3 separate regions of the Mus musculus genome follow, and all the other regions are linked to region 2. Evidence: chromatin loops called from intact Hi-C (ENCODE). Cell type or tissue: left cerebral cortex. All regions are shown on one strand.

Evidence for each region. Hi-C counts contacts between places; a loop is a spot of excess contacts. Peaks named below come from ENCODE experiments on the same cell type or tissue, not always from the same donor. Only the 100,000 strongest peaks of a DNase experiment are listed, where the experiment ranks them.
Region 1: it touches region 2 in a loop (2.0-fold over the local background); 2 of 42 quality-filtered maps call a loop at or near these places.
Region 3: it touches region 2 in a loop (2.9-fold over the local background); 3 of 42 quality-filtered maps call a loop at or near these places.

Annotation. Positions count from the first base shown.
Region 1 is chr6:113,875,045-113,883,044 of GRCm38, forward strand. All of the region lies in intron 1 of Atp2b2 (ATPase, Ca++ transporting, plasma membrane 2), which reads right to left. Among named protein-coding and RNA genes, the nearest start is that of Atp2b2, 12 kb to the right of the region's middle. In left cerebral cortex, no CTCF peak of the experiment used is centred here; DNase peaks (open chromatin) are centred at 4,518, 5,870, 6,772, 6,952 and 1 more place; H3K4me3 peaks cover 941 bases; H3K27ac peaks cover 3,728 bases.
Region 2 is chr6:114,036,504-114,044,503 of GRCm38, forward strand. The region is part of intron 1 of Gm15083 (predicted gene 15083); the gene reads left to right. It also overlaps a transcript of Atp2b2 not described here. Among named protein-coding and RNA genes, the nearest start is that of Gm15083, 36 kb to the left of the region's middle. In left cerebral cortex, CTCF peaks have their summits at 4,654 and 4,856; DNase peaks (open chromatin) are centred at 141, 264, 1,070, 2,295 and 8 more places; H3K4me3 peaks cover 3,888 bases; H3K27ac peaks cover 7,069 bases.
Region 3 is chr6:113,985,900-113,993,899 of GRCm38, forward strand. It overlaps a transcript of Atp2b2 not described here. Among named protein-coding and RNA genes, the nearest start is that of Gm15083, 15 kb to the right of the region's middle. In left cerebral cortex, CTCF peaks have their summits at 373 (motif pointing left) and 4,353 (motif pointing right); DNase peaks (open chromatin) are centred at 971, 2,102, 5,001, 5,156 and 1 more place; H3K27ac peaks cover 1,680 bases.

The DNA of each region.
Region 1 (8,000 bases), 160 kb before region 2:
GTTGAAACCCCATTTACACTCTCCATCTTGGGGAAGGGAGTCTGGCCCAGGTCACCTGCTCACTTCTGGATGAGACGTATCCTATAACCTGAAGCTGAGACCAGGCTTCCCAGGAGCAGCAGCCCTGAAAGGATGCTGTGTGCCACTGGCAAGGGAAGTTTTCTGCAGAAGTTTCTGGAACAGTCCTGTGAGACCCATACACCCTGCACTCACTTCTCAATGGCTCTGAGCCAATGCCATGCCAGGATACTAGGGACACAACCTGAGACTGAAGGGACAGTGAGGGGACATGGCCACGGGCCATGCAGTGGCAGGGTGGGGTGAGTAGGTATGGAGACTCAGCACTGTCAATGTCTCCACTCTCACGTCACTTGCTAGCTGGGAGCTTGCTGAGGTGCCACTGGTCAAGCTGGGACTTGGCTGCACAAACCTTGTTATGCAACTCACTAGCCATGGGGTTCAGTTTCTCTGTCTGTAGAAGAGTGGTGTCACTATTTTCTGTACTAGCAAGGGGACCAAGTAAGGGGACAGGGTTTCCTACATGGCTGTCACATGTGGCATGGACACCTCTAAATCTTCTAATGTCAAGATAAGATTTAAGCTTTATACTGTCACCTACAAAATCCCACATGGTCTGGGCCCTTTCCCCGCCCCCATTCTCTGCCCTTTGCCCTTGCCTCAGCCACAGTGGCTTGGGATCTTTGCATGTGCCTAGTTCATTCCTACCTCAGGGCCTTTGCACTGGTCTCCTTCCTTCCCACCTATAGGCCTCTAAACATGCCTCACTTGTTCCTACCCCAAGGCCTTTGCACAGGCTCCTTTACTGGGATAGATATTCCCTGTATGGGGGCAAGGCTAGGGGTCCTCATCCTCTTCAGTGTCATCTCCTCAGGGAGGATTTTCCTGACTATCCTATCTAAACTATTTTGGGAGGACTCTGTTAGTCGTCTTTATAGCAATCAGCAGTGACTGGGATCATACGTGTTTACTGAGGACACCATCTATGTTTGTCCACACTGTGTCACCACTGTCACAAACATGATGACCCAGAAGCAGGAGCTCAAGAGTATTTGTTAAATGAGCAGATAAATACACACAGAGCAGTGGATGTGAAGTGCACATTGACAGAGCCCTTCCCACCCCATATGCAGATTGAGACACATCCACATGCGAACACATGCATACATGCACACACATACACATGCACACATGTGCACACACATGTGCACACACACATGCACACATACCCATGTGAACACACACATTCATACATGCACACTCACCTATGTGCACACACACACATTCACATACATGCACACACATACAATTGCACACATATGTATACACATGTGCACACACATGTACACACACACATGAACATATCCCAAATCTCTGAGTAAGTCAAGTGCCTCCTCTCCCACCCACATAAGCAAACCCTGCAGTGATGCTGGACTCTTAAGGTCAAGGCCAGCTGTTAGGAATCTCTGGCTTACCTACTACCTCTATAGAGGCTTTGGGATACAAGTTCCCTGGAAAGGACAGGGTGATCTGTCCCTTCTCGGTGTAAATCTGGTGGGCCTGCAAGAAGGTAGAGAATGTGTCTTGTGGTCAGGAACTGTGCCTAATTTATTCACACATGGCGCCAGTGTCTCCCAGTTCTCAGCTTAGGCTAGGTACTGTCCCAAAACCTATTAATCAGTGAATGAGGTGGTGATCAGGCAGAAGGAAAGAGAGGAGCCTGCTGGCTGGCATCCATGGGAGATCATGGCTTAGGATATGTGCCAGAAACCATGCAATGCTTTTGTAGCTCCAACAGTTTCCTCCCATCACACTACTGCTCAAGAACATGTGGGGTTCCCACAGCTTCAGAAAGAACTTTAGTCGGGTATCCATAGTATGCTTGCCTTCTTTCTCTGCTTTCTCTATCCACCTTTCCTTCTATTCACCTGCCTATCTACCCACCTTTCCATTTACCCCTACACATTCTCATCAATCCACCCTTATATCCATCCATCTGCCTGTCCATCATCCATCCATCCATCCATCCATCCATCCATCCATCCATCCATCATCTATTTACTCATTCAGTGACTTACACACTCCTCCATCCTTCCATCCATCCACCCATCCATCCATCTACCTATCTACCCACTCACCCAGCAATTTACTCAGTCATCTGTCCATCCATCCATCCATCCATCCATCCATCCATCATCTATTTACTCATTCAGTGACCTACACACTCCTCCATCCTTCCATCCATCCACCCATCCATCCATCTACCTATCTACCCACTCACCCAGCAATTTACTCAGTCATCCATCCATCCATCCATCCATCCATCCATCCACCCACTCATCTATCACCTACCTACCCACCCACTCACACATTTATACATTCACCACCCACTTGTCCATCTGTCTGACTACCTATCCACCACCTATCTTATAAACCTGTCCATCTATCCTTCTGTCCCCCAGCTCTGCACCCTCCCATTAATCCTTTCTCCTAGCATTATCGAGTACTTCCCATCTTCTAAATATTGACCTCAGTTCAGTTCCATAACCACAGTTGCATCAAACATCACCCATAAAGGCCTTCATTGTTCTCAGGCCCTTTCATAATGGGAGTGCATCATACAACCTCCACTTCTAGCCTGATCCATGGCTGTGCTGCATCTCATCAGCTACAGAGGATCCCTGGTCCCTCTTCTCCCTCAGGCCATTCGCCATACACATCAGAGCCACATCAAGTCCCTCTTCCGCTGTAGCCATTCCTGGGACTCCTTTTACCTTCCCAGAAAAAGACAAAGTCTCCATGATAGTCTGCAGGTCACTGTGTGATTCTGACCACTCTGAACCTCTCTGAGTTCATTTAGCTCTGCCTTGCTAACTCTGCTCCACAGCCCCGCCCTGTCCCCCGGCTTCCTCACTGTTTCTTGGACCTACTGGATAAGGCCTTGATATTGTCCAAAAACTTATCTCCAAATGGCCACATAGCAACTTGAAGTTTCTTCCAAAACTGTTTCCTTCTCAGGGAAAAATCCCCTGCCTCCGTCCTCAGCTTTACTCCCCACATCCCTGGGGTTCCGAGGCAGGCTTGCATCCCGGGCTGTTGTCTTATCTCCACTAACTTAAACAGAAGCTCCCAAATAGAAACCCGTCTGTTCTACTTATTCTGGTGTCTCTAGGCACTATAGTAGGACGTTGACTCATGTTTGTGGAATGAATGCATGACCCCACCCAGCTAGGGGTGGTCACCTCCACTCTACAAGGACTTGCACATTCCTTTGGCAACCGCTCTTGGGGAGTCTCTAGATGACGAATAGAAAGCCCTTCTCAGGACAGAATGCATGGATTACATACAACAAGCCTCAGTTTCCTTTAGTGAAATGTGTAGAGGATGCAGAACAGGGCTGGGGCGCAGCAACCAATATTGCACACAGGCTGCAGCCCACAGGCACATAGCTGCCCAGGCTCCTCACACGCATTAGGGACATCACCTTGTCTTTTCTGTGACTTTTTCCTTATTAAGAGGCCTCTATTTTTTTCTGTTGGTATTTTAAAATCACAGCTTGTTTGCTTTGGGGTGAGGGGACAGTCTCTGCACCCGTGCTTTCTACCAGTCAGCTTTCTTCTTTGACCTTTGAGCTGTACTCTGATGTTGCCTCCTGCTCCTGTTCATGCTCTTAGCTGACTTTTGTCATGAGCTTAGACTCCCTGCTATGTATGACTCTGGGTGTCACAGGGAACTGGTTATAGTAGAAATAGTGACATGTTCCAATAGGCACAGTGGTAAGCGCTGAGCCTGGGCATCATGGCTCCACGTGTCCTCATCCCCAATCTGGTCACCAGGTGTACAGTGAGCACACACACTGGTCAATGAATAATAGCATGGGACTTCAACCTCCTCCCTCCATGCTTACCTCCAAAGACCGCCAAGCCTCAGGATGAATAGTACAACACACAACAAAGTGGCCGACAGCACAAATAAAGTGAGCGCAGTTACAAGGGGGGGGGGCAGAGAGATGGCTCAGTCTGCAGAGAGGTTGCAGTACAGCGTGAGGACCAGGATCTATCCTCACTTCACAGAGTCAGATGCAGTTGGGGGCATGCTTATGACCCCAGTACTGGGAAAGTAAAGACAGGCAGGTCCCTGAGGCTTGGGGATAAGCGAGTCTAGCCTAATTGAGGGTTCTGGTCCCCTCAAAAGCAATGCAGGTAACTCCTGAGATTGACCTCATAGAAATATGCATGCCCCCTTGAACACACATGTGTGTCTGCACACACACAGACATGATCCCATACTTACACATGCCCATATCTCTATGATTAAAATAAAATAATCATAAATAAAAGAAACAAAAGCCCTCGGAGCCTGTGTCTGCCAGGATGGGACAAGCAGACAGGGATGTAGCCTGTGGCTGGCTCACCACGTGGAGGCTGGATCCCACTGAGAGGGAAGGGCTTCCCTTAGACTTGGGGAGCTGTAGAGTGCTGCCAACCCCCTCACTCTTCACAGGCTCTCTCTCTGGAAGTCAGATGGCTGTGGTTTGAAAAGGGAAAGTAGGATTTCCAGATGGTTCTGCAAGCTCTTTGCTGGCCATCTCATGGGTTGGGGACTGTGAGTGACAGCTTTGGGGCGTCCTCTGCAGGGGGAGAAGGCAGGGGATGGGGGAGGCAGGTAAGGTGTCTGTGTGGGTTCCATCAGCAGAAATGTCACTTAATGAAGGCTTGGTCCCCACACCCACCTTTAAGGGCTTCTTTGAGTCCACAAGTTCACTGTGGTGCTACAGACAATGGGACAAAACAGAAACTGTCCAAAGAACAGGCTGCAGAAAAGTCTTCTTCCCTGGGGACACCTGCCCTGGTCCCAGCCACAACAGAATCCCCATTCTCAGACCCCAGACTGCACTCACTTGCTCGTCTCAGCAGCACCTCCCCAGGTCACTTCCCCACAATGATGCTGCAGCCTCCATGTCCTCTACCCGTCCTTCCCCTCCTCTCCTTTCAGGGGTTCTGCAGGCTGCAAGTAGTGTCTACTGTCACTTCCTGTCTAGGATTGTGCACTAGACCGTGACACTGAGGAAACCTGCTCCTCAGGAGTCATCAGGCAGAACTTAGGCTCAGCAGAGACTACAGCCCAGAACAGTTCTTGGAGGACATTTTCTGGGATGGTCCAGAATTTTCCAAGAGAAGAGATGACAGTGTCCTGGGGCCATTTGGTGCCAACCCTGATGCTCATTCAACAGTGTTCTGGTGAATTCTCATTCATTCATTCATTCATTCATTCATTCATTTTATAAACACTCACACAGACCTTCCTCCTCAAACACAAGAGTGAACAAGACACCCTCCTTTCCCCAAATTACTTGCTTATGAGATGACAAACAAGGGAATAACAGAAACAAACGTCCATAGTGACAGGTGCAGTGGTGGAGAATACCATCGGGGCTGGGGACACCCCACAGACTGAGGTCCTGAGTAGGAGACATCACTTAGTTTCACGAGAACAAACCTATCATATACATCGACGGGAAAACCGTGCTTTCCATGGGGAAGCAGAACATGCAGAAGGCCAGGAGTCAGGGAAGAGTCCAGTGAGTTTGAGGAAAGGATGGCAGTGAGAGAGAAGGGTGGTGTGTGCTGGGGTAAGGACCACACCCAGGGGAGACGCCAAGCTTTGAGCCTGAGCACCATGGGAGGGCCGCAGGGTATGCGGCAGAGGATTGGCACCCTGAGTTTTGCTGCTGACAAGACCTGGGATTGCACCCTGGGAGGCTGACAGGAAGGTGGCACGCAGCAAGGGGTTGGAGATGGGTGACAGTGACAGCAAAGGCTGTGTGGTGGGGGAGAAGCGACACTGTCCTCCACCCTCGCTCTGATGGCTGAACTCTCAGCTGACTGAGCAGTTGGTGGACGGGGTGTGGAAGGCGAGGCTGGGAAGGCGAGCAGGGGCGGTGGTGTCACAAATGTATGGATACAAAAATGAATCCTGGTCTCTCCCAGTCTGCTTGGTAGTGGAGGGTTATTCAAGACCGAGCAACGTGATAGGCCAGATGGACACTGAGTGATGCTTGCCCTAATGGTATGGGGGGCTGTCAAGGAGGCTGGGGAAAGATTCAGGGGGGAGGGATTAGGGTCTTGCTCCCCCGTTATTCCGACCCATCACTAATAAGGAACAGCTAAACGGCTATGACTTGGTGGAGGATTGGCTCTGCCAGGCACTGTTCTAGGCTGTTTCCCATATGAGGCAATCAGTACTTTTATTTACCCCCATTCTTTCCAAAAGTGAGGATGTTGAGATACAGAGAGACTTGAGTGGCCTGCTCAAGGTCACACAGTAAGGAAGTATTGGAGAACCCAGCCTAGACCCTTGGACTCAGAGTATGCACTAAGCCTCGTCCTATGCTGGATCCTCCATCGGTACTGGCAGAGAAAGCCCTCTCTGATGATGCCCAGCTGCCCTCTGAAGCCCCCATAAACAGCACAGTGCCGTCCACAGGGCACAGTAGCTGCCTAGCACCCATCTATGTTCTACCACCTTCCTGCCACAGGGTGGGGGCAAGTTCTGAAACCTCACTGGGAACCTGTAAAGCAAGGACACATGCTGGGAGCCGTGGTGACAGGTTAGTAGCTGTGAGGCATGGGCTGGGCTGGGCACAGCCATCTCCTCACCCTCAGACACTCCCTCACAGCGGTCACAGTCTTGGAACAGTCACCCACGCAGAAGACACTACTTGTCTGTGTTCATGCTGGGATTCCCTCAGCAGCGGCAGGCTGATGCTTACACAATAAAGTACCCATCCCCAAAGCTGGACTTTGGTGGGGAACGGACAAAGGTCAGGGCTCCTTTTGGTTCTTGGGTGTACTCGGCCAACTGTACACTTGGGTGTACAGCCCAACTTTGCCTGAGTCCTGGAGAAGGCGTTATCTTATCCCTTTTTCTCTCTTTGGTCTGCCTGGACCAGGGCCCTGAGTTCCGTGACTGGTACCATGGACAGCGCTCACTCTTTTAGGTCTCTGCACTGGGCCTGAATTCCTCTGCTGCTGCTCTGGAAGGGAAAGGAAAACTGGGGTTCCTGTGAGGCTTCAGAGAATAGAGAAGACCCAGGGACCAGGATGCCAGTTTTCATTCAGCTAAGAATCCCCTTCCTCAGAAGCTATCAGAGACCCGAGTCAATCAGGGAACAAAGAAAGGCCCAGAGACAGCTGTGGACCACAGTGCCAGCCACAGTCTACACCATTCCTGCTGCCTAGATGCCGGCGGGGTCTAGGCTGTGGACTCTACACTAACCTAGTCCATTGTGCAGAAGCTCTGGAGGACCCAAATATCATCCAGGCTAAGTCTGAGTCGCATGAGTCCCATGAGGGCTCAGGGACAGCATCGCACTTGGACACCTGCTATCAGTGACCACCTAGGTGCAGCTAGTCCGCAGCAAGGGCGTTGGCACAGCCAAGTGCTCAGCCAATTTTTGTTTCTAGCTCTGTACTCCCTCCCTCCCTTCCCCAAGATGCTCCAAGCTCAGAAGCCAGGGCTGGGGCGGCTGAGAAGGGACTCATTTCCATCTGAAGTGAGTCACTGAAGTTGATAAATTTAGAAGTGGCCTAAAGAGCTCTTAATATCCTGCCTTCAGACACTTGCGAGGAGACTGTGACACGGCAGCCTGGGCTCCAGCTACACATGGGAGAGTGGACAGAGAGGGGTCCCAGAGGGCCTCTTCTCCAGCCTGGGCTTCTCTGCTGCAGCCCTGACCTCCAGGAACCTCAGTTTGCCTTCCCTAGGCACACAGATGTCTGAACTGGAACAAGGCATCTGCTCCAGGGGGGTGCTCACACTTCACATCTTGTTGCTCAGAGGGCAGCCACAGCTCACAGCTGTTCTCATACAGGGCACCAAGGGCCACTGCATTTGCCACAGCTCAGGGGACGTGCTGGGGTGCAGGCTATGCTCGAGAGCCGCCCAGGCTGAGGCAGAGACTCAAGGTGGAGGCACTGTTG
Region 2 (8,000 bases):
CGCCTGCCTCTGCTCCCCAGCACTGGGTTTAGAGATGTGCATTACCAGGCTAACTTTTATGTGGATGCTGGGACTTGAACTCAGGTCCTTGGGCTTGTACTGCAAGTACTTTACTCAAGGGACCACCTCACTAGCCCCATTCAGTTCCACATTTGATTTCTGAACAATGAAGTGGGTCAGGCTCTGGAATCTCACCTCAGTGATAGGCTACAATAGTTATAGCATTTGGGCTAGGGCTGGAGCAAGGAGGAACGCTTTCTTTTTAGTGCACCCCTACACCCCCATTATGCCTTCTCCTCTGCTTCCTGTGTCTTGAGCCAAGAGCTCTCTGAGACTCTGAAAGAAGATATGGGCATCCTATCCTTACACTTCGCAAGATGCCTAGCCAGGCACAATACTGTGCCCAGGAAGGGGTTCCCAGGTGAGCAAGAACACGCCTGCCCCTTGCTCACTCCCCAGGGATCCTTCTTTGTAAAGAGACTCCACTCTGAAGCTCCCTCTGACCTTTCCAGTCCATTTCCTAGGTCTGCTCTATGGAGGCAGAGTCTTCCCTTATTGGTCCTTGGGAAGGAGACTGGCTGTCCTTCCTCCTCTCAGGAGGGAAGGAGTCTGTCAGAAAGCTAATCCTGGACTCTCCTCAGCCTGTCCCAGTCCTGCCCTCTAACTCCACTTCTATGCCATCAGGAAGACAAATGGCACAGCTGTCCCTTGGTACCCAGGACAGTTCACTGTGTGGAAATTTGCAGGTGCCCAAGGCCATTGTCTAACACTGCTCAGTATTAGCATAGACTCCCCTCCCACCCCGCACATCCTCCTGTTCCCTTCCGACTTCTTCACCTGTAATATCTCCTAATATGCAAATAATATGTAAATAGTTGTCATTGTATTGTCTAGGGAATAATGACAAGGAGAAAAACCAGCACAGGTTCAGATATAATTTTTCCCCTGAATATTTCTCATCAAAAGCTGACTGAATCCAGGCATGTTAACCTGTAGATCTGGGGGTGTGTTGGGGGGAGGGGAGTTGGGAGGCTCTATTTCTGTCTTCTGCCATTCCTCCAACTGTTGTAAGAGTGTATGTGTGTGGGAGATGATATTTGTGAGGGCTCAACACCTGCCATTTCCTAGAACCCAGGAACCCAGCAAGCCTTCTACCTAGCACACTCTTTGGAGGTATCTGGGCATTTACTGAAATCTTCTGAGTCTCACTTTCCTTATCTATCACTGTAGATCCTAATAATAATAGTTATTTTTTGATTTCTATATTTTATGTTTTTCACTTCTTTGGGCTTTGTTGAGTCTTTCACTGGAAAGACAGTCCCTGTGAGGGGCGCTCAATCATAGAGACAGTAAACGAGTTAGCTTAGCCTGCATGCCCGCTACCTCCTTAATACAACTCTGTTCTCTGGGCCAGGATTCCCTTGCCCTACAGTCTGGGGCCAGGAGCAAGAGAACTTAGGAGCATCTCCTTTACTCCCAAACCTACTGAAATGGCCCTGACTAGACAATTCTTAAGCCCACCTGCCTTCCCAGGCAGACCACGGCAAAGCCTGTTCCCCACCGACGTGTTCCACTTCTTGGCCAATGACACTTCTTTGGATGTCCTGCCTGGCACAGGGCTCCCACCCCTTGAGACCTTGAGCTACACACTCGACTTTCACTAGCAGCCTTCTCCTTACCTTTTGGCTTACCACACCTGAATAGAGTTCAACCAGCGGTAGTGTCGCCTGCTCCATAGTATCGCTGGGAAGATAATAGATAAACACGGGGAAATGCCTCACACAGCTGGGGACACCTGGCAGGAGCTTTATATTTAAATTTGGTATGTGTGCCTGTGTTCGTGTGTGCGTGCAATGTGTGTGCATGCGTGTGTGTGTGTGAATGGATGCATGTGTGTGTGTGTGTGTGTGAGTGTGTGTGTGAGTGTATGTTTGTCTGTGTGTGTACCCAGGGCCTCATACATGCTAAGCACATGTTCTATCACTGAGCTGCCTCCTTGTTTCCAATGCTGCTTTAAACACATTCCTTTTTTTTCTTTCTCCTATCTGTCTTTCCCCTTCTTTCTACCTCCCATTTCTCCCCTACCCCTGCACAGGATCAGCTACATATTTGGATCCAATTTAAACAAAACAGTGGGCCTCTACAGTTGATAAGAACTGCAGGACTGGATGGCTCAGCAGGTTAATCACACACACACACATGCACACACACACACACACACACACACACGCACGCGCAAGCGCACGCGCACATGTCTACCTCTGCTCTCCCCTTTCTTTTTTTCTTTTTTTAAAGAAAGATTCTCTCCTACCTCCCAGATATTTTTATTCAGATTTTCTAACTCTAAGGCCCCAGTGAGCCCCAGTCCTCTGCTTGGCTCATGGCTGACGTAGCTGGAGAGCAGGGGACAGAGGCAAGACAGAATTCTTGAAGATTCCAAGAAAAAAAAAGTTATTACTAAAGTGCATTTTATTAGCCTCAGATTCATACGGCAACTGAGGTTAACAGAGAGCAGGGGAGTTAAAGTGGTTTGTATGGGGCTGAACAAATGGGCAATACTTAATTTATAGTGCTCATGTTTCTTATTTTCAAAGTACTTTGCTAAAAGCCCTGGGCCTCTGCTAGGTTAGTGTTTCGCTTCTTGGCGGTCAGTCTGCTTTGGGGTGGGGGGGACACCTCTGCGCTGCTACAGATACAGGCCCCTTTCATCTGCAGTGACCCTATATCACCCACTGACTGTGTGACCTTGCAGGCAGGCCACAGGATAGATGTAGGGAAAGAAAAGCCCTGTTGGATGGATACTCCATTGCGCTGATTTTCTTTCTCTGCTCAATACAGCCTCGTCTCCACTCCTCTCTCTCTGTTTCCCAAATACAGCGTTATTGGACCTTTGCCGGTCCTTCTGAAACCAGAACATGTCACAAGCCATTGCCTGCCCTCATGACACTGAACCTCTGATAGCTCTCTGCTCTTCCAGATTTGAGTCTTGTCCTGGACCTACTTTGGGGGTGCTGCCTCCAAATAGTCACAGTTTCTGCTGAGCATCTGGGGCGGAGATGCTGCCACTGCAGATTCCCCCACCAACTTCCACAGTCTGTCAAGTTCCTAACTCACCCATCAAAGTCCAGGTCAAAAGTCCCCTCCTCCAGGAAGCTGCCGCTGACTTCTCTATGCAGAAGCAGGCCCCAATGCAAAATAGCCCTAATAAGGTAGCTATTACTACCCTCATCATCCCCCAACCCCAGGTCAGGTCGATATCCACCACAGCCTTTGTGCTGCTGGCTGGCAGCCACCTGCTAGTGTCTATAAGAGAGATGAGAGTACCCCAGGCTCTGGTAGTCCTCATCTCTGAAGCACAGCACAGCACAGCAGTTAAAGGAGTAGAAAGGTTCCAATTCCACTCCTAACTAGCTGCATAGATATGACATATATGGTAATGCCAATCTTGTGGGTTTGTGAGGGATAAACCAGATGCTGACCCCAAGCCATTAGCATTTAACGGCTACCTCTGGACACTGGCATGTGAATACCACAGGCTGGACAGCCCATGTCCCAGTGGGACTGGGTCTTCCTGGTTTATGCCTGGCCTTGGTACTGTTATGGCTTATCCTCAAAAGCCTCAGTTTAAATGAGAAGCTATATAGCCAGCCTAGCTGGCTGAGGCCAGGTCTATTTTTATTTACCAATGTGCCCCTGGCACACTAAGGAGTGCTTAGCATGTAGTTAATAAAATCAAATGAATGAATATGTCTCCAGGTCTGAGACATGCTTGGCCTCTGGCAGGAATGTGCCTTGCTGGAAACTGTGAGTGACTTCCAGTATTTCTTAGGCAGGGATCAAGGCTGTGTACGTGAGTCTGTAAGTGAGTGAGCCCCAGTCCCTACTCCATGCCCAGACCTTGCTGCCAGCACCACTGGAGAAGCAGGAGGGATAGCCTCTCTGAGGTAAGCAGAGTAGGTCAGATGCAAGAGTGAGCCTATGCCTAGTAGAGGGGAGCAGGAGTGTGTTCCCCACCGCCCCTGGCCACAGCAGCACCCAACTTCCTGTCCCAGTTGGGAATCAGTATTGATTTCTTCCTTGGAGGCTGCAGGAGACCACAGTCCCACTGGGAGCAGCAGGCTCCTGAGGGTGCTGGGTCTTCATTTCTACAGAACAGGACACAAAGAGACACAGGCCCAGCAGGTGCTGTCCCCACCCGTCCATTAGGACACAGGGGAGAGCCCACCTCAGTCTAGAACCCAGAAGTGGAAGGAGGGAGCCAGGCTTTTTTTTTTTTTTTTAATTCCCAGTTCTGGGCACAGAAAGGAATCCTACCAAGGGTGGTTGGTTGGTTGGTCACAGACGGCGTACTAAGCATTGTGGCAAAAATAGTCCTAATGACTATTACATATAAGGAGAGAGAGAGAGAGAGAGAGAGAGAGAGAGAGAGAGAGAGAGAGAGATTTGTTAGAGACCCAGGGCTAATGAGAAGCAGGACATCCTAGATCCAGAACCTTCTCTCATAGGAGCCAAATAAATCATGGGAAGAAGGCTCAGTTCTCCATCTTCTCCTGGCTGTGTGACCTTGAAGCTGGCTCACCCTCTCTGGGCCTCATGTCCCTTTTCCAAGGGTAATGATCTAAGAGGCTGTGTTTCTAGAGCAAGGGCACCCCCTATGGCCAAAATATCTTTTCCTCTGGGGTGACCAGGCTCTCTGGGGTGACCAGGCCCAGGGTGAACCCAGGTGTCCAGAAACACAGTGGTCCACTATGAGGGCCAAAGACAGACTGGCCCAAGGCCACTTTCACAAACAGCTTGTGCAGTGGGGCTGAAAACCCACACTGCGGCTCTAGTGACAATCAGCTGGCCTTCCGAGCTTTGGAGCTCTCCTGTCACCAGGTGGGGGACCCATGCGAGCTTGGGGAGGAACTGTGGGCAGATGGAGGGCGCCCAGAAAAGGCGAGGCCTGAGATGCACAGAGCATAGGGTAGAAAGCTCTCTCGCACACCGGGAAGCCACTTTTGGGGAGAGAAGCTGCCTGTCCCTGCCTCTGTTCACAGCTCAGATAGCATCCCGGGCGCAGGGGCACCAGACTACGGAAGCACAGCCCTATCGAATACTGAGGGGGAAGCCAGGTGCAGGAGGCGGGTGATATCTGGGGGAACAAGCTAATGGGGGTCCTCGCGCTCTGAACGCCCCTAGCTCCGGAAAGTTTGCGCGCCCCCTCCCCGCGCCGCGCCCGCTGCCGAGTGCCCGCTCAAGGTCACCGCTGACACCGCGGACACCGGGGCCCCCCTGGCCAAGCTCTGGCTTTAGCCGAGGCCGCTGGGTCCCCCAGGCTACAGGGAAGAAGCCGCGGGAAAGGTGGCAGAGCCCGTGCGGGCAGCGGGGAAGAGAGGCCCCGGCCCGGTCCTGCCGACCCTCACCTGCGCCCGCTCCGGGGCGACGATGCCGCCGCCGCCGCCGCTGCCGCTGCCGCTGCCGCCGCCCCTGCTGCGCGCCCGGCCCGGCCCGGCCCTGCGTCCCCGCCGCCGCCGCCGCCTCTGCGCCCCGCGCCCGCCCGAGCTCCCGCCGCCGCCGCTGCACTGCGCTCCGCCCGCCGCTCCCTCCTCCCGCTCTCTCCTCCCCCGCTCCCCTCGGGCCCTCCCCGAACTCGGCTCGGACAGCGCCCCCCCCCCCCCCCACCGCCCTCGCTCGCCCCGCCACTCACGCAGGTGGGCCATGAGGACTCGTTTCCCTCCTTGGGTACCAGCTCCATCTCTGTCTGCTGGCCGTAGCCCCTTCCCCAGACACCCCTCACTGAGAGCCCCTAAACATTCCCCATCTCTCGTGGGTCAGAAGCACCCACCCCTTCACCCCCCAAGGAAACCCGTGGGTGACTAAGGGTGAGGTGTCTGCGGGGAGGCCAGCTTTGGAGGGGATTGTTTGGATCGACGACACTGAAGGTTTTAGCCTTGAGATCTTTGACACTCCTAGAAAGGACAATGGTTGGCCCTCAGCTTCTGTTGTGGCCCCGCTAGGGCCTGGCTGAGTCCAGGACAAGGGGCCCTGTCTGCGAAGCAAGTTGAAAACCCCAGGCACCCTGGGAAACAACCTCCCCACTTAGGCTTCCCCTCCTTGGCGCAGGCCCCAAGTCGCAGAAAAGCTGAGAGCCTGCAAAAGCCAGGCCACTGACTCCCAGCGCCTGGGTCCGCGCCATGCCATCAATTAATCATGCCCGCTTGTTTATTTATTTATTGGCTTTATAAAAAGCCAAATGCACTCCTCGCAGAAGGCAGGCGAATAGAAGGTGGGCCCCCACCCGATGCACCCCGCAAGGGTAACTGACCTCCCCTGGTTAGTCTCCTGAGTGAGGGAGGGTCAGTCACTGGGCAGATCCTGAAGTTCTCATATTGGGATATCTGTTTTCAGGGGACACTCTGGACCTTGACACCATCAATGGGCCCAAACTTACCAGGCCTGAGCTCAGCAGCCCTGGGGTGGAGCAATGGTTACTTCTATGCAGGGTTTAAGCTAGGAGGGCAGTGAGAGGGGGCTGGGAGCCAGCCATTAGGTGGAGACCTCTTAGGTGTGACTGAAGGTATCCCCAGGCTCGGCTTGGCTCAGGGCTAGGTTCTCGCTGATCCACACTCCACACTTGGCAGGCAACACCTGTATCTTCTACACCATCCCTGGGCGCGGAGAGGACATCTCTTTACCAATACCACATCCACGCCTATCTCTTCTCGCCTCCCCCGTCCCAGGTGAAGACACGGTGGTGGGCTTGCTAAGCAGCCCACTCACCAGTCAGCACAGCCCTCTGGAGCTTCCCCAGAACCTGCTCTCAGTCCTTGCAGCTTCTCACAACCTCTGCTGAGCCTTGAAGCCAGACATTGATCATGCTGGTCCTACTGCAAAGCCTTGAGGTAGCTCCCTAGTACTCCTGTGTGCTGGATAGTTTTTATGTTAGCTTGATACAAGCTAGAGTCATCAGAGAGGAGGGAGCCTCAATCAGGAAAATGCCTCTGTAAGATCTGGCTATAGACAAGCCCGTAGAGCATTTTCTTAAATAGTGATTAATGTGGGAGGGCCCAGACCATTATGGGTGATGCCATCCCTGGGTTGGTGGCCCTGGGTTCTATAAGAAAGTAGGCTGAACAAGCCTTGAGGAGCAAGCCAGTGAGCAGCACCCCTCTGGCCTCTGTGTCAGTTCCTACCTCCAGGTTTCTATCCTGATTGAGTTCTGGTCCTGACTTCTTTCCCAGATGAACAGTGAGATGGAAGTGTAAGCCATTCCTCTCCATTCCTCTCCAAGTCACTTTTGGTCATGGTGTTTCTTCATAGCAATAGTAACCCAGAAGCCCCACACCTCAGGACTCCATCCAATGCCTTCCACACCCTTCCCTTTGGCCTCAGTACCGCTCTCCAAAGTTCTGTGCCATGCTGCCCTTCTATGGAGCTGTCTCTTCCTCTCTTGAGCAGTCTCTCCCCAGTCTGGGTGTCAAAGCACTGACTTAGCAACTGTCTCTTGTACAATCTTCAGGAACCAGCAGCCAAGTTGGGAAGAGGAAAAAAAAAACCAAAAAACAAATAAAACCCCAACTCACTCCTGTGATCCCAGCACTTGGGAGGCTGAGGCAGAAGGACTGCTAATGAGTTGGAGGCCAGCCCAGGCTACAAAGTCTCATGCTAGCCTAGGCTACAATAGTGATATTCTGTCTCAGGAAACAAAAGTCAGGAGTCAAGAGGCAGAGTGGTGACTTATAGTTCCATGGGGCCAGAGGCCTGCTCTTAGCCTCTGAATCGACTGGTTCATCTGGTTGAGGAATCACACATTCCTTGGCCTCATCTGAGGAGCATTCAGCCACAGCTCCTTCTGAGCACCAACTGCGTACTAAGGTGCTGGAGTTTTTCAAGATGACCTGGGAGGTACGATGGAAAACGGGAGGCTAGCCTCAAACCCCCGTGAGGACCAGGGGATTCCCAGTGGGGTGAGCTCACTGGGGTTTCCTGCTCTCTGTTCTGGACTTTTCCTATGAGAT
Region 3 (8,000 bases), 51 kb before region 2:
AGAGTTAGCCATACCATGAGGCATTCAGAAGGCCAAATCTGGGGACCTGATACTCTCATGAGCTTTGGGGATTAGGGTTGTTATGGCCAGGGTCAAGGTCTTTGGGAGAAAGGGCTACACCTGACACCCTCAAGGCTTGGGTTCCGCTTTCTGTATTGGTTTTCCTCAGAGTTCAGGGCCTGATGCACACCGACCAGGTAGAGTTACCGAATCCATTCCACGTCCCGACCTCAGGTTCCTGGAGGTCTCAGTGGGGCCAGCTCAAGGGTATCCACAGGGGTCTAAAGACATGGTTAGGGTGGTGCTAAGGGCTCCCCCTAGGAGTGGCCCATGTCACCCAGGGACCTCTAGTGGTGACCCATCTCCACTAGATGACAGGTGGTTCATGGCAGGAATGTAAAAGAGAACGTGTTAGCTCAGTGGGCAGTGCACTTGCCAGCTCCTTGGAGAGACTTCTGAAGTAGGGAGTATGGCCTAACCATACAGGACTCACTGTCCACCCAGAATTTAAGCCTTCTTCAATCATTTGTTTTTCAGTCAGGGCCTCTAACCCACTTGTAGCAGAGTAATCTTTAACTCTTGATCTTTCTGCCCCTACCTCCCAAACTGGGATTAGAGGCCCAGCTTCAAATTTCTTAATTGCTGTTTTCTATTTATGATTGCTGCTCTGTCCATTTATGGAAGCAATTTCATTAAAATAAAATTGTTTTGGTAATAGTGATGATGATGACGACAACAATGAGATAAGCTCATCCAGGCAGGAGTTTCAGTGCTGGCACTCTGAATGGCAGCTAGAGAGGGAGGGATGTAAAGACTGGGCTCCAGGAGTCTGCCACAGCTTACACTGGTACACTAAATGCCCATGCTGGCGTCAGGACCCTTGACAGACACAGCAGCAGTGTTCACAGTAAGAGCTGGGACAAAGCCCTCAGGGGTGGTGATTGCACCCTTCTTTGTGAGGCCAAGAGCAGAGCCCTCTGTCACTGCAACCCCTCAGAACAGAGGAAATGAAGGCTTCTGGCCCTGTGCCACCGGGTCCTGCACGCTCCAAGGAAATGAGCCTGCTCATCTCCCAGGAAGCCATTCACAGAGTCAGCACTCGGTGACAACCACAAAAGGGCATGGCTGAATACATGGATGGAAGACAGATAAACAACAGAGAGAAGAGGGGGCAGGTGGGTGGATAGATGAATGGGTGGATAGATGGATGGGAGATATAAAGACAGTGAAAGAGACAGATGGGTAAATGAACAGGTGGATGAGTGCATAGATGAATGGATGGGAAGATGAATAATGGATAGATGGATAATGGATGGATGAATGGATGAACGAGTGGATGGATGAATGGATGGGTGGTGGATGAATAAGTGGATGGATGGACAAGTGAATGGATGAGTGGTTGGAAAGATGAATAGATGGATGGATGAGTGGATGGATAGATGACACATGATAGATGGATGAGTGGATGGGAGGATCAACAGGTAATGGATGGATGATTAAATTAGGATGGATGGTAGATGGAGACAGTTAGAGAGAGAAGGGGATGGATAGATGATGGATGGATGAATGGATCTATGAACGAACAATCACATCTCTGATCACTTAGGACCACCTGCCCCACGTCACCTATCCACCAATGTTTTCCACTCTATACAGAACTAGAAGGAAGTTCTCTGAGGCCAGAGAATTTGTGGTGACATTTCTGATCCCATAGCAGACAGGCAGACACAGCATCTTCCCATGCCCCATTCACTAGGGAGCCATGCGGCCAGGATGGATGTTGTAGCCTGAGAGCCCAAAGCTTTGGTTTTTCCTTTTGCTTCATTTGATTCCCATTCTCTGACCTAGCGATGAGCCTCAGTTTCCCCATGTCTAATAAAGGAGAGTGGGTCAAATAAATTTCACTATCTCAGTGTTGTGTGGCTTAGAAATGCCAACCCTACCCTGGCAATTATGCTGAACCAGAAGACTGGCTGCTGTATGCAGAGAGCCTCCTTTTGCAGGGGTATGCAAAGGCCCTGGAGACAGCCCAGCTTGGGCTCCAGCTGGCTCTGCTTTTGGACCCAGTTCCTATAAAGGGAAAGAGGCAGGGAGAGCAGTGAAGCCAGATGCTTGGACCCTAGCTGCAGCATCTCCTTACTGTATACACCAGAGTGGAGTTGACAGACAGAATGAGAGCACAAGGCAGAGGCAGCAGGGGGGGAGCCTGGAGCCCGGGCTCTGGATCAGTCAAGTCTAGGTTCCAGTTCAGCTCCAACCCTTGCTGGCTGTGGGCACTGTTTCTCCAAGTCTCGTAGGTTCCAAAAGGTGAAGCTTTGCTTTTGTGACAACCTACAAGGTTGTGACAGGATCATTACATATGTCCTGTCTGTTATCTGCAGTGTGGGAGGCTTTAATTCTTAGGATTCTCCCCAGGGTGCAGCTGGGGCGAGTATCTTTTCAGCTGTGAAGTGTTTGTTGAGTTCCTCCAATGTGCTGGGCCCACTTTGTACTCTGGGGACACAGTGGTGTTACGTGGCTCCAGAGTCTGGCCTTACAGAGCTTCCTTGTGCTCCAGTGCCCATTTAGCAAACAGTCACTCAAATAAGTGAGAGAGATCACCCGGCATAGGTCATATAAGGGGAATGTGCAATAGAAACTGCATTGGGGACCCTCTTTTTTGGGGGGCATTAACATCAGGGGAGTGACAAAGTGGGACTCAAGGATGGACAGATGGAGCAGGAAAAGGTGTTGGGGCTAAGATGAATGGATATGGGGACAGGGCCAGGCTTGTCACGTGCAAAGGCCCTGGGGCAGATGGTGTACATGCAGTATATTGGAAGCCTTATGTGACCATCATGGGTTAGAGCCAAGAATGAGGGGGCATGTGGTGTCTTTGAAGAATAGAGATGTGGGCAGGGACCTGTATCCAGGACTTCACGGGATGGGCCTTGGGCTTTTTCCTGAGAAAGATGGGGATCCATGAGAGGGAGGAAGGTAGAAAAGGAGAGCCCAGCTACAGCAGCATGGAAGAGAATGGACACAGGAAACCAGGGTGAAGTGACCGTGCCACTGGACAGCAGGACATAACTCCCAAAGGAGAACAGGAGTGACTGTCACCCTGGGGACCTGGAAGGCATCTGGAACCTACCCTAGTCCTAGGTCTAAAGCTCCAATGAAGCTCTCAGACCGTGACAGCTGTGGAGGGGACATTCATGGAACAAGAGGCTAGCACTGACAGTGCTGGGCACAGACGACACGCTGCACCCTCCCTTCGTGGCCTTTGTGAAGGCACTAAGCCATCTCAGTAACATTCAAAATGTGAAAATCCCAACTCACTCTTTTATGATACTCCACATCCCCAACCAGGGTATTATATAGCACAGGCTGGCCTCAGATACACTATGTCATAGAGAATGGCCCTGACCACCTGGTCTTCCTGCTTCTCCCTCCCAAGTGCTGGGATTATAGGTGTGCATCCACACAGCTGGCCTAACTCCCTTTAGAAACACAAAACTATTTAAAGCCTGTATGGTGGTGTAAGCAGCCAGTCTTGTCTATAATAGTTTCCAGTAGGCTAGACAGAGCTATTGAGTGAAACCCTCATCACAAAACCAAAAGAAAAGCAACCAAACCAAAACAACAGAACAGAAGCCATGGAAACTCTCCTGGTACCGTGAGCCCTCAGATTTAAGGAAGCACTGCCCTCTGAAGTTACTGCGAACAGAAGATGAGAGTTTGGACCGCTGTTCTCAGGGAAACACAGGCCCCTTTGATGCCACTGAAGAAACATTAACTCTCACCTTTTGCTGTTTGAATGCATATTATTTACTGGTGTTGAAGTTTGTCTCCATGTCCTGCTGTTGAGGACTAGTGAAACTTTTGGGAGCTGGAGTCAGGTGAAGAAAAGCCAGGCCATTGCAGATGTGCCCTGGAAGGAAGCTTTGGGTCTCATCCTCACATCTCTTTGATGGTTGTGAGGTGAACAGCCCTCTTTTGTCCTTTAGCCCCTCCCCTGCCTCCATGATGTATTGAGCTACCACTGGCATAAAGCAGTCAGGCACTGAAGTTTCTGAGGCTGTGAACTTAAGCAAGACTTTCATTGTTTTGTTTTGTTGATTTTTTTTTTTGAGATCTTTATGCAGCCTGGGCTGGCCTGGATCTCATTATGTAGGCCAGGATGGCCTTGAACTCACAGGTTTCTGTCTGCCTCTGCCTCCCTGGTGCTGGAATTATAAAAGTGTGCAACCACACTCAGCCAAAATTTGAGTTTTGTTTCTTTCTTTTTTTTTTTTGTCAATTTTTTAATTTGTGTGTATGAGTGTATGGACAGTGTGCACATGAGTGCAGTGCCCACAGAGGCCAGGAGAGGGCGCCAGACCTCCCAGCTCTGGAGTTACAGGAGGCTCTGAGCTATGCAGTGTAGGTGCTGGGAGCCAAACTCAGGTCTTTTGCAAGGGCAGCAAGCACTCCTAACTACTAAGCCATCTCTCCAATTTAAAGTAACACTCTGTAGTAGTTATTTTTCTGTTGCTGTGTCAAAATGCCATGGCCCAAACAGCTCAAGGAACGGTTTGTTTTGACTTACAAGTTCCAGTGGTCCAGCTGCCAATGATGGGAGGTAAGGCAGGGTGGCAGGAGCAGGAAGCTGAGAACTCACAACTCAACTGCACACAGGAAGCCCAGAGCTCAAACTGGGACAAGGCTATAAACTCAAAGCCCTCCCTGCATAGTGTTCTTCCAGGAAGGCTCCTCTCCTAAAACTTGTCACCTCTCCTGATGGCTCCTCCAACCAGGGACCAAGTGTTCAAACACATGAACCTCTCAGGAACACTCTTCATTCAGACCACCACACCTTTCTGGATTGTATCAAGACATTTTATTATCACAGGCATAGGGAATGTACACAAGGGCCTTGCGCTCATAGCAGCAAGAACAGTGACAGCTGTATGAACACGGCCCACCTCCCACATACCCTTTCTGTTTGCCTGAGCCACGGAACAGCAGCCACCCCATCCATCACCATGAAGCAGAGAATGAGTAAATGGTAGCCTAGGGTAGACCACCGGAAGCACACTTATTCACGGCGTGAGAGCTGACGCTGGGGACCAAGGTGTGGCCCCGTTCAGCTTCAGGTGGGAGCACACTTGTCTGCTGACTTTCTTCTGCCTGCGCCCACGAACAGCCAGGGAAGCCCTGTGCTACTGGCCCGAGGTTGCAAAGCACGCACATCAAGTGGGTGAGTTTACAAATTCAGATATCGTGAAGCCTAGCTGACTGTCTTAACAGACATGGGTAGACATGCCCCTTTTTCATAGTGGGCTTTTCCCTGAGGTACCTACGGTTCAAGGCCGAGATTGCTCCAAGTGTTCTGTGGCTGTCTTTGAGCTCATAGGACATCCTGCTCCCATCATGTCATGTCACCTTCTCAGTCCCTTTGCCGAGTCATTTTCAGAAAGTTGGCTGCAAGTTTAGGAGCTCAGCACTGAGAGGTGCGATCAAGCAGCGATGGGACCCAGGACACTTCCGGGGGATTCTGGAGCCACACCCTCAGCCCGATTTGAGCACGCTCCTCCTAAAAGCTGTTCCACGCACAGCACATCAACTTTCTTCAAGCTCTGTTTATTTTCCACCTCCTGCCAAGCAGGCAGCTCAGCTCCCGAACGAACTCTATTAATCCCTGGCTTCAATTCATTGAAACAAAATGTTGCCAAGCAGCAATCTTGTTACAACCCACGCGGGTGGGGGCGGGATGCACAGAGGGTGCTCAGCTCAACGCCTCACTGTAAACACACCCACGGAGGCTTGCCAAGACTGCAGGCCAGGCCAGAGGGAGTGCTACTGGATGCCACCAGGTGCCCGGCCAGCCCCCACCCCAGGGACTGACCAGGCAGTCTCAGAGCTACAGGTGAGGGACTGTGCCGGTTTGAGCCAGTCTCATGAATGCTCATTGGCAACACTTGAGGGCCTTAATGGTAACGGCTTCTCCGTGACTGAGCTGCCAAGGCTCAGTTTCCTCAGCTCAGGGGACATCACTGCTGTGAGGACTGGTTTGTGGAGAACTTAAACGCACTGCCACACTTCTTGTGGACTCCACTTTCCTATAGTTGATTGTCAGATGGGAGGTCAGCCCACTGCAGAGGTGAAGCAAGGCAGGCTGCGGGTAGAATCCATGCCTCCCTCCCTTATCCCCTCTTCCTCTAAGCAAACGCATGTGCTTCAGAGGATATGGAGCAGAAAAGAAAGGCAAAGGTGGTTCTGAGCAGAGATAGGGCCTAGCTTGATTGGCAGCCAGCTGCACGTGTGGTGGGGGTGGCCAGAAACACCACCCCCATCCCTACCCTGATGCCCTCCACCTTGGTGCTTCAGCTTTCCTCAAATGGGTTTCCAGCTCAGGGTAGAGGCAGAGATCAAATGACTCTGTAGCTGCCAAATGCTTAGCAGGGGGTCTGGCTCCTGGTGAATATCTCTTAGTACTCCTTCAAGCCTTTTAAGATTATAGCAGGGGTCATGCAAAGCAAGGTGCTGTTCCATTCTTGTGTCTTAACTGGCTGAGCGACATGCCAGATCTGTTGTCATTAACATTATTATGAACAGCAAACTGTAGGTTTTTATCATCAGCCCATTTCACAGATGAGAACTCTTGAGACTCCGAAAGATGAAAGGATCCATTCCAGGTTACACAACTGGCAAGGGGGAGAGCCAGGACTCTACCCTTGGCCTACAACTCTTCACTCCTCTGCTACCTGTCTACTCAAGGACCCCTCAGCATCTGTCGTGCAGGAAAGGCCCCTGGAGATGCAGGATTTGGGGAAGATAGGCATTAAGAAGGGCTGCTTTGAGCACAGGGAGGATCTACTGCCTGTCCGGGGGTGGGTGGGGGGTCCTGCAGCCAGGTGGATCTGAGTTGGGAGTACCATACATGGAAAACAGGCTCTGTCACATGCCGGAGGAGGCACAGGGCCCTCTTCATGTTGAGCAGGAGCTAAAGCTGCATGTGGGACATAGTCAGGAGTGACTTAGGCTCTCAGTGTCTGGAAAGTGCTGGAATGTTAATATCCTAGCTTCTTAATTATGTTTTTTAGACTTATGTATTGTATTTTATATGCTTGAGTGTTTTGCCTACATGTATGTTGTGTACCATGTGTGTATCAGATGTCCATAGAGGTCAAAAGGGGTGTTGGATCCCTTGGAACTGGAGTTACAGGCCACTGTGAGCAGTCACAGGGGTTCTGGGAACCGAACCCAGGTCCTAGGGAAGAGCTGTCAGTGCTTTCGACCACTGAGCCATTCCACTATCCTCTTCTAGTTTCCTTTCTGGCAGATGAAGGGTCAGGAGACTATCACACCAGGAGGAACACCCTGAGACTCTGTCATACCACAAGAAGAGAGGGAACCCAGAGCCGAATGGGCCAGGAGGACTGGGCTGAGCCAGCAGCAGACAGGTGTGGGGCCTGGCATAGCTTCTATCTACTTAGTAGCTTCTGGAAAATTCTTTTCTGTACCACAGGAGCAGTAGGTTGACCCCACAGAACAATCTACTATGAACATATTTTTGTTGTTGATAGCTTGGCGAGCCTATTGAGTCACGGAGCCTTCAGGGCTTCTGTCACAAGGACATTGGTGGGCAAGTTTGTGTTCCCCACTATGCTGAGCCATAACCTCTGTAACAGCAGGCAAAATGCTCCTGAGTGTCACACAAGGCCACTGTCTTGGTTTGTACAGCAACCATGTATTGGACTGGATGGCTTATAGATTAAAGACTCAGGCCCCAGCTGGTGGGCCCAGTAACACAGGTGACAGATCAAAGGGGTTCTATCCTGACCAGTGGATTAAGATTAAGTTACTACTGAAGCCATAATCTAAAGGTATTTCTGGGAAACAATGTTTAGGGGGGCCTGGTTGGAGGAACTAGGCTACTGGGGTGCATTGTGGGGGCTTCATCTCTCCTGGGGCCCTTTCTGTGTTCTCTCTGCTTTCTGTCCACCATGAAGTGAGCAGCTGTGTCAATGACACCATCT